Linked DNA regions of Homo sapiens: region 2 is linked to region 1. A link is a loop called in an ENCODE intact Hi-C map of the cell type or tissue named here. Cell type or tissue: K562. All regions are shown on one strand. Links, peaks and the distances in the headings refer to the core of each region. The heading gives the core; the rest is flanking DNA. Region 1 overlaps ZSCAN5A (zinc finger and SCAN domain containing 5A). Region 2 overlaps ZNF444 (zinc finger protein 444).

Evidence for each region. Peaks named below come from ENCODE experiments on the same cell type or tissue, not always from the same donor. Only the 100,000 strongest peaks of a DNase experiment are listed, where the experiment ranks them.
Region 2: a loop joins it to region 1, with 18 times the contacts of the local background. A loop is called at or near these places in 3 of 110 quality-filtered maps.

What each region holds. Positions count from the first base shown.
Region 1 is chr19:56,244,906-56,253,940 of GRCh38, forward strand. The region is part of intron 2 of ZSCAN5A (zinc finger and SCAN domain containing 5A); the gene reads right to left. It also overlaps the pseudogene ZSCAN5DP. Among named protein-coding and RNA genes, the nearest start is that of EDDM13, 23 kb to the right of the region's middle. In K562, for the core only: no CTCF peak of the experiment used is centred there; a DNase peak (open chromatin) is centred at 4,286.
Region 2 is chr19:56,149,203-56,158,237 of GRCh38, forward strand. The region is part of intron 3 of ZNF444 (zinc finger protein 444); the gene reads left to right. Among named protein-coding and RNA genes, the nearest start is that of ZNF444, 12 kb to the left of the region's middle. In K562, for the core only: no CTCF peak of the experiment used is centred there; no DNase peak of the experiment used is centred there.

The sequences.
Region 1 (9,035 bases), core at 2,792-5,291:
CAGGTCCCCAAATGAGCCCCTAAGTTCTAATACAAGGTGAGCTGCCATCGGCCAATTGAGTTGGATTCACCCAGAATATTTCTCCTTGTCTTCTCTTTGGTTTAGAGACCCTTTCATCTAAAGGACTCATATTTATGTACTTATGTAGAAAAGGAAAAAATTCAGACAGATTGCTGTGTCCACAGAGCTGATTCTGCATTGGGAAGGCAGATTTGAACATTACAGTAAAGTGTGAGCATTATGGCAGGACCCAGGGAATATGAGAGCTACTTTCAGGTTCTCATAGTGAGTCTGATTGTCTTTTTTCTCTCTACAGTCTGTGGTCAATTTTCTTGGCAAGGAATATCTTATGCAGGAATCAGATGTCGAGATGGCTGAAATCCCTGCCAGTGTCAGAGATGATCCGAGAGGCGTGTCCAGCCAGCGGGCCTCCTCTGTGAATGAGATGCGTCCGGGGGAAGGCCAGGCCAGCCAAGAGCTGCAGACCCTGCCCAGGGTCCCTGCACTGTCCAGAAGGCAGGTGAGTGTGTGAGGCCCTGGTGTCTGGGCAGAGGTGGGAGAAGGAACAGGAGAAAACTGAGTGTGCCTCTGGACTGATTGAGAGATTTGGCACAGGACAAGAACAGAGACATTCCCCATGGATGTGTTACATCCTTAGACATTCCTGAGTCATCACAGAGAATGAAGCCTCATCTACTTTTCTCTCCACCATGAGAGCTTTTAGCATGTAGGGTGGGGGGTCAGAAATGGTCTCAGTGAAATGAGGGAGGCAGTTGGCACCGATGAATGAACTGAAGGTCCCTTCCCCATTCAGTTTCCTCAAAGACATTTAATGTCATAATTCAGCAAGGAGCGCACTTTCTACAGATTGTCAATTTCTTAATTTGAGGAGTGTTTCTCAACTGGGGTGATTTTGCCTTTCAGGACACATGGCCATGTCTGGAGATGTGTTTGTGTGTCATTGTAGGGGGTGGTGGGGTGTTGATAGCATCTAGAGGGTGGAGGCGGGGTCTCTGCTCTGCACAGGAGCGCCCCCTCCAGGAGGGTGATGCAGCCCCAATGCCAGTGGTGCCAGGGGTTAGGGGCCTCCACCTAGAGTCATGCTCCTTCCAGTGTCAGGGGCAGGGAGACGTTGGCACAGCGGGGAGAAATATGCTCAGAGAACCAAACAGTGAAAACCACCAGGCACAGGAGCTGATTTAGAATATGGAGGGTGCAGATTAGGGAGAGACTCAGAAATGAGGTGGTGATGTTTATTTGGGATGATGTGGGAGGCCCATAGGAAGTCTGCACGTATCCCTAAACCTGTGTCATTAGAAAAGTTGGTGTATCCAGTCAGGAAGGGACAGTGATGTCCATGACCCACCAGTTTAGACAGGGCAGTCATTGCTGTTGGTTTTCCATTGTCAGGAAGAGGACTTCCTGCTGCCAGAGACTACTGTCATGAAAAGTGCCCCAAAGGCTCTGAGACCCAAGCCAACCTTGGAGAAGGATCTGAACGTAGACAGGGAAGAAAACACGGGACTTACATCCCCAGAGCCTCAGCTTCCAAACGGTCCTAGTGAGTATGAAGACTTGGATCCACAGGGGTTAGCCCCTCTCTTCTGGGGTGTGGGGCTGGGGTCCCAGCATTATCATGTCTGGGGGAGTTGGCACTCAGCTGCCAAAGCCTCTCCATCCCTTACTCTCCAGAGACCTACGGTCCAATGTCTTAGGTTTAAGGTTGAGGGGAAGTTGTCAGCCAACATCAGTGTTTGGTTGCAATGAGTTTGGTGTATTGAAAATGTACCTTATTAACTGTTGTGTGTGGAATCCCTTCTTCCAGCAGGTGTGGTGGGAGCAAAGGAGGGGAAGGAACCCAAAAAAAGAGCCTCTGTCGAAAATGTGGATGCTGACACACCTTCTGCCTGCGTTGTGGAGAGAGAAGCTTCGACTCACAGCGGGAGCAGAGGAGACGCTCTGAATCTGAGATGTCCCAAAAGAAGCAAACCAGACGCCACCTCCATTTCCCAAGAAGGGCCTCAAGGAGGAGCCACACCTGTGGGCAACAGCGAATCCCCAGGAAAACCTGAGATAAATTCAGTTTATTCCCCAGGCCCTGCAGGTGCAGTCAGTCACCCCAATGGCCAAGAAGCCAAGGAACTGCTGCCCTTTGCATGTGGCGTGTGCAATAAGAGGTTTACGTGTAATTCCAAGCTAGCCATCCACATGAGATCACACACAGGAGAGAGACCCTTTCAATGTAATTTCTGTGAGAGGTGCTTCACGCAGCTCTCAGACCTCCGCGTCCACCAGCGAATCCACACTGGTGAGAAGCCCTACACATGTGACATCTGTCACAAACGGTTCAACAGGATGTTCTCCTTGAAGTGTCACAAGAGGAGCCACACGGGGGAGAAGCCCTATAAATGTAAGGACTGCAACCAAGTTTTCACCTACAGGAAGAACCTGAACGAGCACAAGCTCATCCACTCCGGAGAGAAACCCTATAAATGTCCCAAGTGTCTAAGAGCCTTTCGTCGGCCTGAAACGTTAAAATACCACCAGAAAACACATCAAGAAACCACTGCACCCAGAGAATGTGAAGGATGATTTTTCACTGACGCTATTAGATGAGATATGACATGAAGCAGGTGCAAGGGCGCCTGGCACACAGAGGGAGTGCCCTAGATAGGAATTGCCAGGATGTCGGAGTAAATATTCATTCTCCCCACAGAGCTTTATTTTCTGTTTCATTAGGTCCATTGTTTTCGTACAGGTTTATGTGGGTGTGTGTTGCTGTTCTTTCTTTTATTATTTTTTTTGAGACGGAGTCTTGTTCTGTCACCCAGGCTGGAGTGCAGTGGTGCGATCTCGGCTCACTGCCAGCTCAGTCTCCCAGGTTCACATCATTCTCCTGCCTCAGCCTCCCGAGTAGCTGGGACTACAGGCGCCTGCCACCATGCCCGGCTAATTTTTTGTACTTTTAGTAGAGACGTGGTTTCACCTGTTAGCCAGGATGGTCTCGATCTCCTGACCTCGTGATCCGCCCGCCTCACCCTCCCAAAGTGCTGGGATTACAGGCGTGAGCCACCGCACCTGGCCTGTTCTTTCAATAAACAAACATCTAATTAGTTTTCAGTATTTTATAACAAAAAACGGAGCCTTCTGATTGACATGCTATTACCCACTGTTTTGCTGTAAATTAAAGTTGTCAAAGTAGGTGTCCAGATTAAATACACAATGCCTGGGGAAATCTGTGTTTCAAATAAACAATTTTTTTTTAGTATCAGCTTGTTCTAAATTATTCATTATTTATCTGAAACTCAGCTTCTATTGGGTATCCTGTATTGTTTTCTTTTTTGCTTCTTTTTCTTCTCTTTTCTTTTCTTTTGAGATGGGGCCTCACTCTTTCACCCAGGCTGCAGTGCAGTGGTGTAATCACAGCTCACTGCAGACCTGACCTCCACGGCTCAAGCAATTCTGCCGTCTTGGCCGCCGGAGTAGCTGGGACTAGAACACACCACACCATGTCAGCTAATTTTTGTATTTTTTTGTAGAGAGGGGTTTTGCCACGTTGCCCAGCCTGGTCTTGAACTCCTGAGTTCAAGTGATCTGCCTGCCTCGGCCCCCCAAAGTGCTATTACGGGTGTGAGCCACTGCATCCTGTATTGTTTGTATTAGGCTTTATTAGTATTATTTTATTCAAATTTTTTGAAATAATTTTTTGTAGTGATGGGATCTGGTTTTGTTGCCAAGGCTGGTCTCAAAGTCCTGGCCTCAAGCGATCCTTCCACCTTGGCCTCCAGAAGTGCTCGGAGTATACGTGTGAGCCACCACGCCTGGCTAATGACTTTTTCAGAGCTGTTTTAGGTTCACAGGGAAATTCAGTGGACAGCACAGAGTTCCCCTAGACTCCCTCCCCACACGGCACAGCCTCTCCCCGCCCAGCATCCCCAGCAGAGCGGTGCACCTGTTCCATCAGTGAGCCTGCCTGGACATATCACCACCACCCAGAGTCCATGGTGTTCATTAGGGCTCGCTCTGGGTGTTGTACATCCTGTGGGTTTGGACAAAGGCCTCATGAGTATCCACCACTGGAGTATCATGGGGGATATTTTCACTGCCCCCCCCGAATCCTCTCTGCTCTGCCTATTTATCTCCCCGCCCCAGATGGTGTATTTCTTGGTCTAAATTTGGCAACTTCTAAATTCCTGATTTGAATCTTGAACTACAGAGGCATTGGGAGTCTCTGGTGACTAGTTGGTCTTAGTGATAGTACCACATCCTGAAGGCTTTGCTAATCTACAAAAGGGTGGGCCCTGATCCCAGAGCTTCCAGTTTAGTAGATCAGGGGTGTGGCCTTAGAGTTTGCATTGAAAAATAGACTTCATTTTATTTTAGACCAAGTCTCACTCTGTCACCCAGGCTGGCTGGAGTGCAGTCGCGCAATCTCGGCTCACCCCAACCTCCACCTCCCGGGTTGAAGCAATTCACTTGCCTCAGCCTTCTGAGTAGCTGCAATTACAGGTGTGCCGCCACCACGCCTGGCTAATTTTTTATTTTTAGTAGAGACAGGGTTTCGCCATGTTGGCCAGGCTGGTCTGGAGCTTCTGATCTTGGGTGATCTGCCTGGCTCAGCCTCCCAATGTGCTGGGATTACATGAGCACGAGCCGCCATACCTGGCCTTAGATTTCATCTTAGAATATCTTTCAAAAGTCTATAGAGCTCGCCAATGCTCTGCACCATTTCCCCCACTGTTCACATGGTTCTTTAATACGGCACATTTGCCACAAGCGATGAGCTGACTCTGTATATTGCTGTGAACTCAGGTGCCTATTTTATTGAGACCTCCTCAGTGTTGATACGATGGCCTCCTCTTCCTTCTTTTCCATCCAAGGCGCCACATTGCCTTGAGTTGTCATGCCTCCCTAGGCTCCTCTTGGTGAAAATTTCTCAGATTTTACTTGTTTTAAATAACCTGAGCATCTGCATTTTCAGTGATGCTGATGCTGCTGGTCTTGGGAGGGTATTTCATGAATGGCTGGTTGAGCTCACAGAGGCAGAGACCAGAGATCCTCAGAACTCCGGAAATAGGCTGGATTCATTTATTAAAGTTCACTGTTGTGACACCTCGGTTCTTGTCTTCTTAATTTAAAGGAATGTAAACAATAGACACACAGTAAAAGAGATGCAGCATAGAGTAATTCATTGCAAAGGAATAAGAAAATTTTGAAAGGTAAGGGCAGAATAGACAGGACACCCTGAGAGAGTGGATTTAAGGCTGGCTGCTCCTAAGGATAAGATAGCAAAGACCTGCTCAAGAGCGACTCCCTTTCTCCATCCCCAGACAATTTTGAAACATATTGATGCCTGACTCTCACCCTCAAGAGATACGAGTTTGAGTCGATACTTGGAAATCAGGTTTAAAAAATTTTTCCAGGTAATTCTAATGTGCAACAAAGGTTGAGAACCACTGGTGTACAGTATAAAGAGAAATTTCTAGCATCTCGCTTCATTTACTGTAACCTCGTGGCCCTCAAATTTTTAATGTGCATATAATTCACCCTCAGATCTTGTTAAAATGCAGGGTCTGATTCAGTGACAGGCTCCAGGTGAGGCACATGCTGCTCGTCAATAGACCCTCATTTCAGTGGTGAGGAGGCAGTCTCCTCTGGGTTCCAGCTTTGCATCAACTGAGCAAAATCTTACCATCTCTTACTGCTCAAGTCAGCATCTTGAGGCCAGTGTCTGATAAGTGCATTTGAAATATTCAATCCTTCTGGTTTCTTACCCAGAATGCTACACTAAGTGTTTTATTTCTCCCACATCCGCTCCTACCCAACGGCTTTCCACCCATTATCACATGGCAGCCATACTGAGTATGAAAGTGAGCAAATCTAATCCTGCTGTTACACTCTTTACATTTTATTTTCTATGGATTCTATTCTTTTTAGCAAAAAGACCATGTGCTTTATGTGGCCTAAGCTATTCAACTAAATGACCACTGATCCCAGCACTTTGGGAGGCCAAGGCAGGCAGATCACGAGGGCAAAAGATCAAGACCATCCTGGCTAACACAGTGAAATCCTGTCTCTACTAAAAATACAAAAAATTAGTCAGGTGTGGTGGCATGCACCTGTAGTCCCAGCTACTTGGGAAGCTGGGGCAGGAGAATCGCTTGAACCCGGGTGGCAGAGATTGCAGTGAGCCAAGATCGTGCCACTGCACTCCAGCCTGGGCAACAGAGCTAGACTCCGTGTAAAAAAAAAAAAAAAAAAGACCACTGATGACCCTTGTGACTGTCAGTCTCTGTTACCCTCCGTACTTCAGGAAGACCCTTCTGTATTCAGTGACTGACTGGGGGTGCCTTTCTCCATGATGTTTAATTTTTTTGAATGGGGGATGTCTATGGCCCATTTTTGGTGCTTTTCTGTGTAGTTGAAGATACACTAGTTTTGGACTTTTGGCCTTTATCCACTTTCTAGCGTATTCTTTCTCTGGGGAAAAATGATTGGGAGTTTCGAAAGAGAATCTGCATTGAGAAGCTGTATCAGTCAGAGTCCAATGAAGAGAAAAAAACCCACAGCAATTTGCACAAGCAGCATTTAATATAAAGCAGGGGCTGGCACACGATGGCCTGCTACCTTCAATAGCCCACAGCTAGAAAATAGTTTTGTGTGTGTGTGTTTTACAGGGTCTTATTCTGTCACTCAGGATGGAGTGCAGTAGCATGATCATAGCTTACTGAAGCCTTGATCTCCTGGGCACCAGCTTCCAGCAGGTGATTGTGTTAAGTGAAATAAGCCAGTCCAAGTTATCCTGCCCGCTCAGCCTGGCTAATTTTTAAATGTTTTTATAGAGACAGTGTCTCACTATGTTGCCCAGGCCAGTCTCAAAGTCCTGAGCTCAATTGATCTTCCTGCCTTGGCCTTCCAAAGCGCTGGAATTACAGATGTGAACCAGCACACCTGGGCAAGAATTGTTTTTTATATTTTTAAAGTGTGGTAATATGAGCAAACCAGAGAAGAATATCCAACATAGACCAAATAGCCTGCAAAACCTAAAATATATATTCTCTGCTCCTTTGTGGAAAAAAGCTTTCTGACCTCCAAAATAAAGATTTATTGACCACAACATGGGCCTAACTATAAAGAAAAAAGAATTCTGAAGGATACCTAGGGAGGAAGGTTTCTCAGAGGAATGGGAATCCATTGACAAATTTTAAAGAATGGAGCAGCACAATTGGGTTTACCTAATTTAAAGCTCAACATGCCTGTCAAGTGATAATGGATTGGAGGGTGCTGGGTAAGAGAGGATATGGGAGCAATCAAGATTCTCTTATGGTTTTCTGGGAGAGAAAAAGGAGAACTGATGGATTCAGGTGCACCTACCCAAACCTGGCTTGAGCAGGTGAGAGGCTGTAACAACGCAAAGGTTGGGGCCGCCCAGGAGAAAAAGGATTACACCACCCAAAATTGAGTTTGAATGTTAAGACTGAGGACACACACATACCCACACTCCAAGAGGGTATGAAGCTTATTACATAACAGGATTTCTGAAGAGAGCAGAGTGGGCTTTCCCAAGCTGGTCTGAATGTGGCTTGAGAGGGCAGAGAAAGGAGGCTGGTTTGGGGTTGGGGTTTTATGGTGCTTAGGGGATGGGCCACAGCCAGGGGTACTGCACAGGGTTTGAACTCCCCACTGGCACTAGAAGAGGGAGTACCCAGGTTTTCTAATCAGCTTGTCCAGCTGTGGGGTGATAAGAAACAAACATCAAACATGGTCAAACTTTTAATAATCCCAAGGAAAGAGCAAGTCAAAAGTGGAGGTATGAACCTCAACGTCTGGGTGAGGCCTCTGGTTGGGCAAGGGTGGGACCATGGTCACCAGGGGAAATAGGAGGCAGCCTTCTGGGGTCCAGGGGCCAAGGCTGGTGGCTGGAGTATGGAGAGGCCTGTGGTAAGGCAGCCACAGGCAGGAGCTGGGGTCGTGAACACGCCAGGGGGCCCCATTCACGTGGGGCTGACAAGGCCATAACAGGAGCAAGAAGAAAGACAAGATGGCGGCGCAGTGGCGCCTCTTCCTCCTGGGATATCCCTCCCACCCCCTCTAGTGGCAGAGCCTAGCACTGCGCTCCCTGCAAAGTTGCCAGGACAGCTCCGTGATTGCAGGGCCGGCACTGAACCTGTGGACTTAGAAGCTGGGAGGCAATTGACTGGTAACTGACACAGAAGCCCTGTTCCTTTCCCTTGCAGAGGTGTGAGCCTATAGGTTCAGTTACTCTGGAGGCTGAGGTGGGAGGATCACCTGAGCCTGGGAATTTTGAGCTGTGATTGTGCCACTGCACTCCAGCTTGGGTGACAGAGCAAGAGGCTGTCTCAAAAAAAAAAAAAAAAAAAGTCCTCTGGATGGTCAGAAGAGCAACAGAAGGTGGGCAGGGAGGAGGGGTGGAGGGGGAGAGAAAAAAAGATGGAGAGAGAAATTTGTGGACCCCAAGAATATAGCTCACCTAGAAAGGTTGGAACACCTGAAATGGAAGTAGTGGCTTGTCCGCAGGATCATAGAACTTGTAAAAGAATCCCGTGCACCAAATAAAGCACGCAAATAACAGGAAAATGCCAGAAAGCTGAACACCTGGGTGGCAGTCTGTGCACCCCAGTGAAGGGACGTGAACAAGTGGCTCCCATCGGTGTGCTGGCAAGACACACACTGGCTGGAGGTGAGGGTTGTGATATTAAGGACTGAGGTGAACAGTTTTGAACGTTGGGATGTCAACAGAATGAGGACGCGTGGGGAGACGTTATCCGGTGTTACAGACACTAAATACATTTTTTTTTCTTACAATAAGAAGTTGAAGATCTGAGTGGATGAGAACTGGAGAAAGTAGGGATGCAGTGTCTCTTCGTCAATTCAGGTTTTGCACGGGGTAAGGTGGCTGTGTCTAAGCCGGTGCCACTAGCATCATACGCACCCAGCTTATGTTAAAAATTTAAAGTTAGAATGATTTTATAGCTAATTTGTATAGTTATGACAGATGTCCAGCAGATGGCAGA
Region 2 (9,035 bases), core at 2,159-4,658, 96 kb before region 1:
TCCATCCCCCATCACTCCTCTGACCTTGACCTCTGCTTCCATCCCCCATCACTCCTCCGACCTTGACCTCTGCTTTCATCCCCATCACTCCTCCGACCTTGACCTCTGCTTCCATCCCCCATCACTCCTCTGACCTTGACCTCTGCTTCCATCCCCCATCACTCCTCTGACCTTGACCTCTGCTTCCATCCCCCATCACTCCTCTGACCTTGACCTCTGCTTCCATCCCCCATCACTCCTCTGACCTTGACCCACTTAGGTCCTGTGGTCACTTATTTATTTATTTATTTATTTTACTTTAAGTTCTGGGATACATGTGCTGAACGTGCAGGTTTGTTACATGTGCCATGAAGGTTTGCTGCACATACCAACCTGTCATCTAGGTTTTAAGCCCCACATGCCTTAGGTGTTTGTCCTAATGCTCTCCCTCCCCTTCCCCCACCCCCCGACAGGCCCTGGTGTGTGATGTTCTCCTCCCTGTGTCCATGTGTTCTCATTGTTCAACTCCCACTTCTGAGTGAGAACACATGGTGTTTGGTTTTCTGTTCCTGTGTTAGTTTGCCAAGGATGATGGCGTCCAGTTCATCCATGTCCCTGCAAAGGACATGAACTCATTCTTTTTCATTGGTGCATAGTATTCCATGGTGTACTGTGGTCACGTCTTAGGTCACCTGTGATGACATTCGGCCCGTCAGGATAGTTCAGGAGAGTTTCCCCATGTCAGTGCTTAACTCCCTCCCATCCACAGAGTCCTTGTTGCCCTGAGACAGCAGATGACAGGTTCTGGGGATCAGACCGTGTACATCTTTGGGGCCATTATTCTGTCTGCCACAGAGGCGAGGTGAATGCAAGGTGAAGTGGGGGTGGAACAGAACCAACGTGGAATCTGTGAGCCTCGGGGTTTCGCCCTTTCCAGTTTCCATGACTCCTCAGAACAGGACCTGGCACATGGGTGCTGTCTAGGTAGATTTCAGCCACTGTTACCACTCTGAGCTCATGCCATCTGTTTTGTTGGCATTAAAATGTTCTTTTAGGAAAAGATGGTAAAAGTAGGTGGTGGTTATTGTTGCTTTTAATGTATATATCTTGCAAAATAAAAAAAAATCTTCCATTCGGGGATGCAGTGAGAGTTCTGTTGGTTCAGTGAATCTAAAAGTCGGGAAATCACCAGGCTCCAGGCCGTCGGGACTCTCCTGCGTTCTCTGCTTGCTCCGAGGCGAACCTCTCACTGTGGCTCTGGGATGTCTTTAGCATCTCTCTTGTATCTGTTACTCTCTCTTTTTAATAAGGGCAGATCTCAGGTTCAGAGCCTTCTCCTATCAGTGTCCACACAGACGGGAATAACACTGCCGTGAGTGATGGAATTTCCCATGACCTCTCTCTCTGGCACATGATACTGGCTTTCCATTTCCAGCAATGATACAACATGGTCTTAAGTCAGTGTTATTTTAGTTTTAGGTAAAAGTAAAGAAGAGTAATAAGAGCCTGGGCGATAGCCATTGTAGCTGACGGTGGTGTATAGACAGCTGACATCTGGGGGCGCTGCTGTGGATTGGGGTTTCTTGGCATCTGGTCTGTGGGAGCTGACGGTGACGCATAGACAGCTGACATCTGGGGGCGCTGCTGTGGATTGGGGTTTCTTGGCATCTGGTCTGTGGGAGCTGACGGTGGCGCATAGACAGCTGACATCTGGGGGCGCTGCTGTGGATTGGGGTTTCTTGGCATCTGGTCTGTGGGAGCTGACGGTGGCGTATAGACAGCTGACATCTGGGGGCGCTGCTGTGGATTGGGGTTTCTTGGCATCTGGTCTGTGGGAGCTGACGGTGGCACATAGACAGCTGACATCTGGGGGCGCTGCTGTGGATTGGGGTTTCTTGGCATCTGGTCTGTGGGAGCTGACGGTGGCGCATAGACAGCTGACATCTGGGGGCGCTGCTGTGGATTGGGGTTTCTTGGCATCTGGTCTGTGGGAGCTGACGGTGACGCATAGACAGCTGACATCTGGGGGCGCTGCTGTGGATTGGGGTTTCTTGGCATCTGGTCTGTGGGAGCTGACGGTGGCGCATAGACAGCTGACATCTGGAGGCGCTGCTGTGGATTGGGGTTTCTTGGCATCTGGTCTGTGGGAGCTGACGGTGGCGCATAGACAGCTGACATCTGGGGGCGCTGCTGTGGATTGGGGTTTCTTGGCATCTGGTCTGTGGGAGCTGACGGTGGCGCATAGACAGCTGACATCTGGGGGCGCTGCTGTGGATTGGGGTTTCTTGGCATCTGGTCTGTGGGAGCTGACGGTGGCGTATAGACAGCTGACATCTGGGGGCGCTGCTGTGGATTGGGGTTTCTTGGCATCTGGTCTGTGGGAGCTGACGGTGGCGTATAGACAGCTGACATCTGGGGGCGCTGCTGTGGATTGGGGTTTCTTGGCATCTGGTCTGTGGGAGCTGACGGTGGTGTATAGACAGCTGACATCTGGGGGCGCTGCTGTGCATTGGGGTTTCTTGGCATCTGGTCTGTGGGAGCTGACGGTGGTGTATAGACAGCTGACATCTGGGGGCATCTAGTGGGAGCTGACCGTGGTGTATAGACAGCTGACATCTGGGGGCGCTGCTGTGGATTGGGGTTTCTTGGCATCTGGTGTGTGGAAACTGACGGTGGTGTATAGACAGCTGACATCTGGGGGCGCTACTGTGGATTGGGGTTTCTTGGCATCTGGTGTGTGGGTCCTCGCCTGTCCTCAGAGTTTTCACCGAGACATTGCCGGATGAGAAGGAGAGGACAGCCGAGGAGAGGCTCCTGTACTGGTAGAAAGCAGTAGAGCTCACCTGGAAACTTTTAAAAAATACTGTCGGCCGGGCATGGTGGCTCACGCCTGTCATCCCAGCACTTTGGGAGGCCAAGGTGGGCAGATCACCTGAGGTCAGGAGTTCGAGACCAGCCTGGCCAACATGGCAAAACTGCGTCTCTACTAAAAATACAAAAATCAGCTGGGCATGGTGGCACATGCCTGTAATCCCAGCTACTCAGGAAGCTGAGGCAGGAGAATCGCTTGAACCCAGGAGCTGGAGATTGCAGTGAACCAGGACTGCACCACCGCACTCCAGCCTGGGCGACAGAGTGAGACTCTGTCTCAAAAAAAAAAAAAAAAAATACCGTTGCCGGGATTTTACTCTTAGATTTGAAGTTGCGGTTATGAGGTGATTCGGGCCTCAGCTTCAGTAATTTTTTAACTGAATGTCTCCATTCTCCTGTTGAAGGACATTTGGGTTGATTCCAGGGTTTTGTTTTTTTTTTTTTTTTAATAGAGCTGGTTTACGTCTCTGAATAGGTTTCTGTGTGAATACACGTTTACATTTATCTAGGGTAAGCGCCCAGGAGTGCAGTTGCTGGGTTGCGTGACGTCTTAGTCTGTTTGGGCTGCTGTAACAAGGTACCATAGGCTGCTGGCTGAAAACAACGGGAATGTATTTCTCACAGTTCTGCAGGCTGGGGAGTTTGAGATCAAGGCCAACTCAGTGTTTGGTGAGGGTCTCCTGCTGGTTCACAGATGGTGGCTTCCTGCTGTGTCCTCACAGGGCAGAAGGGGTGAAGGGGTCTCTCTGGGGTCTCTTGTAGAAGGGCACTAATCCCATTCATGAGGGCTCCCCCTTCATGACCTAATCACCTCCCAAAGGCCCCACGTAATCTCATTACCTTCAGGGTTAGGATTTCAACATAGAATTTGAGAGGCACACAGACATTTGGTCTGCAGCAGTCTTCTGTCCATTTTCAGACTGGGTTGTTTTCTTGCCCTGGAGATTCCTTCATGTTAGTCTGGATGCATCCTCTGCCAGCTAGTAGACTTTCACATTTTTTTTAAAAGTGCCTCATGACCTGTGTGAGCCACTGGAGTTGGGGACCACCAATAAGAGAGAGCCCGTCATCCAGGAGGGGGCAGGCTCTTCCATTTGGGGGAGAACAGGGGACATTTGGGAATCACAGCCTCCATGGTTCTAAGGACTGTTCCCATCTCCTCAGAGTCTAGGGGACTTAGAGAAATATATAGCCTTCTTGGCTACGTTGGCCTTGTCGAGTTTGTTTATGACTTTTTTATGGTATGTCTAGCCCCAGCTGGAATGTAGTCTCATATAGTCTCCTGTGGGTTGGGGCCTTGTCTTTTGTTCAGTGATGTGTCCCTGGAGCTCAGGATGGTGCTGGGCACATAGTAGGTGCTACAAAAATACTCGTTGAGGGAATGGCTAACCCTTCCCAGCCTCCTCTTCTCCTGCTGTGGAGGGAATGGCTAACCGTTCCCAGCCTCCTCTTGTCCTGCTTTGATATACAGGATTTGACAGGAAGACCAGGGTATGGTCAGCTTCCTCACTTCTGTGGAGAGAGAATCTGATCTGTCCAGAAAGATCGAATGACCTGGCTGTAGTCACTCAGCATCTGGCCTCAGGCACACAATAGGGAAAGGGGATAGTTTAAGACGGATGGGGGCAGGGCGTCTGCCAATCGGGGAAGTGCAGAGAAAAGCCAGTGGGGTAGGCCTGGGAGGTGGGGAGAGGCAGCTCCAGCCAGTACCTGGTTAGCTTGACAGGAAATGCCCCAGTCAGCCTGCGTCTCAGGTCGGAATTGAAGGGGAGGCCCTGGGGCTCCAGAGGCAGCTGGGAGCACAGGAAAATAGCACAGGGTAGCTGTTCAATGTAGAAGCCAAACTCAGAAGATTAGCAGAGGACAGGTTGATAATCAAGGTCCAAACTCAATATTTGAAAAGAATAGTAGAATAGTGCAAACCTTCAGCAAGTTGACTAGGAGGAAAACAAGAAACAGCACAAACACTGATGGTGGAAGCAAGCAAAGCCGGGGATGGAGCGGATTTGACAACCGTTGAGAACACCGTGTTCAACGTACACAATGCATTCGAAGTCCTAGATGAAATGGACAGTTTTCTAGGAAAATATAAATCACCAACATATGCTCATGATGTAGTGGCAGATGTGAGAGTCTGGAAACCAGAGGGGGGAGATCAAAAGGTGATGAAAGACCTTCGCGTATAGAAGGCACTGGATTCCAGCACTTTATGTGTAAGTTCTACCAGGCCTCCAAGGAACTGATCATTCTCATCTGTTCTTTTTTTTGAGGCGGAGTCTCACTCTGTCGCCCAGGCTGGAGTGCAGTGGCGTGGTCTCGGCTCACTGCAACCTCCGCCTCCCATGCTCAAGCAATTCTCCTGCCTCAGCCTCCCAAGTAGCTGGGATTACAGGTGCATGTCACCATGCCTGGCTAATTTTTTTGTATTTTTAGGAGAGACGGGGTTTCACCATGTTGGCCAGGCTGGTCCCTTTTACACAAACTTCCAGAACACAGGGAAGGTGTTCCTCAGCTCACTGGCAAGGCTGCCACCCCCACCCCCACCCCCAACCACCTAACAGGACAAGGACAGCACAGGAAAAGAAGGTTGCAGCCAGTCTCATGGGACCCTCAACAGAACATCGGCAGCTTGATTCCGCAGTGGGTGGACAGACCTATGTGCTGGGGCAGGTGGAGCTTAGCCCAGATACACGAGGATGCTTCATCCTTAGGGGATCCTCAGCAGAACATCAGCAGCTTGATCCCACAGTGGGTGGACAGGCCTATGCACTGGGGCAGGTGGAGCTTAGCCCAGATACACGAGGATGCTGCATCCTTAGGAAGTCTCTCAGTTAGTACACAGACTTCAAAGCCGACCAGAGTCTCTCAGTTAAAGTACACAGACTTCAAAGCTGGATATGAGTCCTGCCTCCACCTTTTCCAAGCTGGGTGACCTTGGACGCATGTCTGGGACTCTCAGAGCCTTGGCTTCCTCAGCTGCAATTTTGGAATCTCGATTCCTGAGCCCTCCAGGGATGGGTGTAAGGAGGGCTCCATCAGGCAGTGTGTTCCTGGCTGTGCCAAATTGGCTCAGTCAGTCACACACAGGGTCACAGCTTATTACAGAGAAAGGACACAGATGACAACCAGCCAAGGGAAGAGATGAGTGGAATGGGTGGAGGAAGGCTCTGTGCTCGGAGCTCCCAACTGTCCTCCTGCCGTGGAGTGTGGACGGCGCTAACTCCTCCCGGCAACAACGTGTGACAACCTGCAGGGGGTGCTGCTGGCCAGGAACGCTTCCCCGAGCTCGGCACTCGGTCTCTGTTGGGGTTGTGTGTAGATATGCTGACCTTCACCTCCATCCCTGGCAGAGGCCGAGCTGATGCACATGGCCCAGACCCCCAACCCTGAGTCACGCTGTGGGCTCAGCCCACCCGGGTGGCCCAGGGCCCCAGGTGAGCAGACCCTGCCATCAGGCAGTGTGTTCTGGGGGCATAGAGGTGACCCTCCCTGGAGCCAAGGGCAGAGGCCAGACCTCTCTGGACAGGGCTGAGCCTCACTGCACAGCAGCAGCATCTCGTCAGTCTCCACGCAGCCTGCAGGGTCCGTCCTGGGTACTGGTGTCATCTCAGGGAAGGAAAGCAGCTTGCCCGAGGTGACACAGCTGGTTCAGGGGCAGGGGGGGATCTGTGGAAAAAACGTACTCAAAGTATCTTTTTCTATTCTCAGCATCAGTGACCACAGAAGACGTCTGTGACCAAATGTTGGAGGGGGTGTCCCCTCACATACCGAACAAGCAATCAACTCTGCAGCAGACACAAGCTGGGTGTCCTCTAATGCATTTCCAACATGGTCTCCCTGGAGACAGTGCCAGATCCCACAGGTTGAGGGCTCACATCCCAAGACTGACCCCCCATTTCTGATGCCAGTCACAAGCCCCAGGTTATTTCATCTGTGCTTCCAACTGACAGGCTGTACATCGGGCTCCCACAGCCCTTCCTCTGGTTCCGTTAATTTGCTAGTGTGCTCACAGAACCAGGGAAACATGTTTACCGATTTATTGTAAAGGAGATTTTAAAGGATACCAGTGAACAGCCAGATGGAGAGCCACGTATGGTGAGGTCTGGAAGGGTTCCGAGCGCAGGGGCCTCTGTCCCTGTGGACTTGGGATGCACCATCCTCCTGGCATGTGGGTGAGGTCTAGTTTACCTTGCTGTCCACCTCCACGAGTTCAGCTCTCTGGAAGCTCCCTGAACCCTGTCCTTTTGGCCTTTTATGGAGACTTGGTTGAGAGGCATAACTGAAGCATGGACAGCCATGTAGAAATGTGATTAGATAAAACGGGTGTGATCGAATCCGAGTAGACCGAGCGGGGAAACCTCGCAAGGCCTGTGTGTTCAGACCCTTCTTGGCCTCCTTTGGCTTTCTTTCCTCCAGGGTAGGGGCAGGACCCCTTCTGAAGGGGGGTGTTATGGCCCACAATCAGACAAATTAGGTCAGAAAAATTTTTTATGGCCAGAGGTGGGGGAAGATTTAAGGATATTTTTAGTTTTTAAGGCCTGCCTTGTGGAGAAAGAAGAGCAGGTGAAAGTAGGGCAGAAGGTCAGGGAGAGACTCTTTTTCTGAGGCCTAAAGCTTCCCATCGTTAGAACAAGACCGTAACAAGGGCTGTGGGAGTCATGAGCCAGGAGCCGTGGACAGAGCCCAATGTATACGTATCATAAAATCACAGGGAGGGTTAGGACCCCGGGGCTGCTCCATGCTCCCCCCTTCTGTGTGCCTGGCCCCACAAGGCGCGCCTGTCCCCGCATGGGTGTGCCCTGGATGTCTCTTCCTGTGGACAATGCCTGGCCAGCGTCCCCTGTCTCTGGGGCCTCAAACCAGGAAGTTCCCCGAGGAATGGGTGGATCTCAGGCTTTTCTGTGCCCAAGATCTCTGGGAGAACCGTCTGCTGGCACGGCTTCCCAGGCTCCACTCTCAGGTGTGTCAACCCCGGTGCCCTTGAGCTGAGGCCAGGACAGCACCCCTGCCCAGCCTCTGCCTGTGGCTGACACCACACAAGGGTCATGGGAGCCCCGCCAAGGGCCAAGGAGCTGGAGGGTGGTCCAGGGTGGTGCTCTGGGCCCGAGTGAGACTGTGCTCTTCTGACTCTCTCCGATGGGCCCCAGAGCCCATCACGGTCCCACAGCCAGGTTGCGAGGCACCTAGGATCTAGTCAGCGTTGTGCCAAGCCCCCATCCTCATGCCTCAGCTGCCTGAGTCACTGGGATTACAGTCATGAGCCACCAGGCCCACGCTCTTGTATTTTGACCCCCTTATTTAGGAAACGTTTTCTTGTCTGTCAGAGTGAGGGCAGGTGGTTTGCCCCTGCCGCTTTGCTTTTTTTTTTGGAGACAGAGTCTCACTCTGTTGCCCAGGCTGGAGTACAGTGGTGTGATCTCGGCTCACTGCAACCTCCGCCTCCCGGGTTCAAGTGATTCTCCTGCCTCGGCGTCCCGAGTAGCTTTGATTACAGGTACGTGGCACCACGCCCAGCTAATTTGTTGTATCTTTAGTAGAGTTAGGATTTCACCATGTTGGCCAAGCTGGTCTCAAGCTCCTCACCTTGTGATCTGCCCGCCTCAGCCTCCCAAAGTGCTGGGATTACAGGTGTGAGCCACCTCGCCTGGCCTAGGCATTGCTAATTTTCACACCAGTGATTGCTTTGTGATCCACGTACTCCTCTGGCCAAAAATATTTGAAACGGGGAAAAGGTGTGGTGCGTGACTTAGCTGTCATAGGCACCAGAAGAATTCTCATCCCTTTCCCTTGGGGACGTGGTTTTGAGGAATTATGTAGTAGGGCGAAGAAACCACAACGAGTTGGACTGAAACTTTTTAAATTTTTGGTCTTCCTGGTTGGTGCCGTCCTGCTTGGCAGCTGTTCTGCTGTTTCACACCAAGAAAAGTTGTTTCTGAACTTAGTTTACTTTTTTCCCAAGTTAAAAGTAGCTTATATATTCTGCATTTTGTTAAGGAGCTTGCACTTTATCCAAAGGGCAGGACGAAGCTGATCTGAGACAGGTGTATTAGTTATTTCTTGCTTCCTGACAAGTCACCCCACACTCAGGGGTGTAAACAGTAACATCTGTCAGCTCAGAAAGCCTCTGTGGGTCCGGAGTCTGTGAGTGGCTTGGGCACGCGGACCTGGCCCAGGGTCTCCTGTGA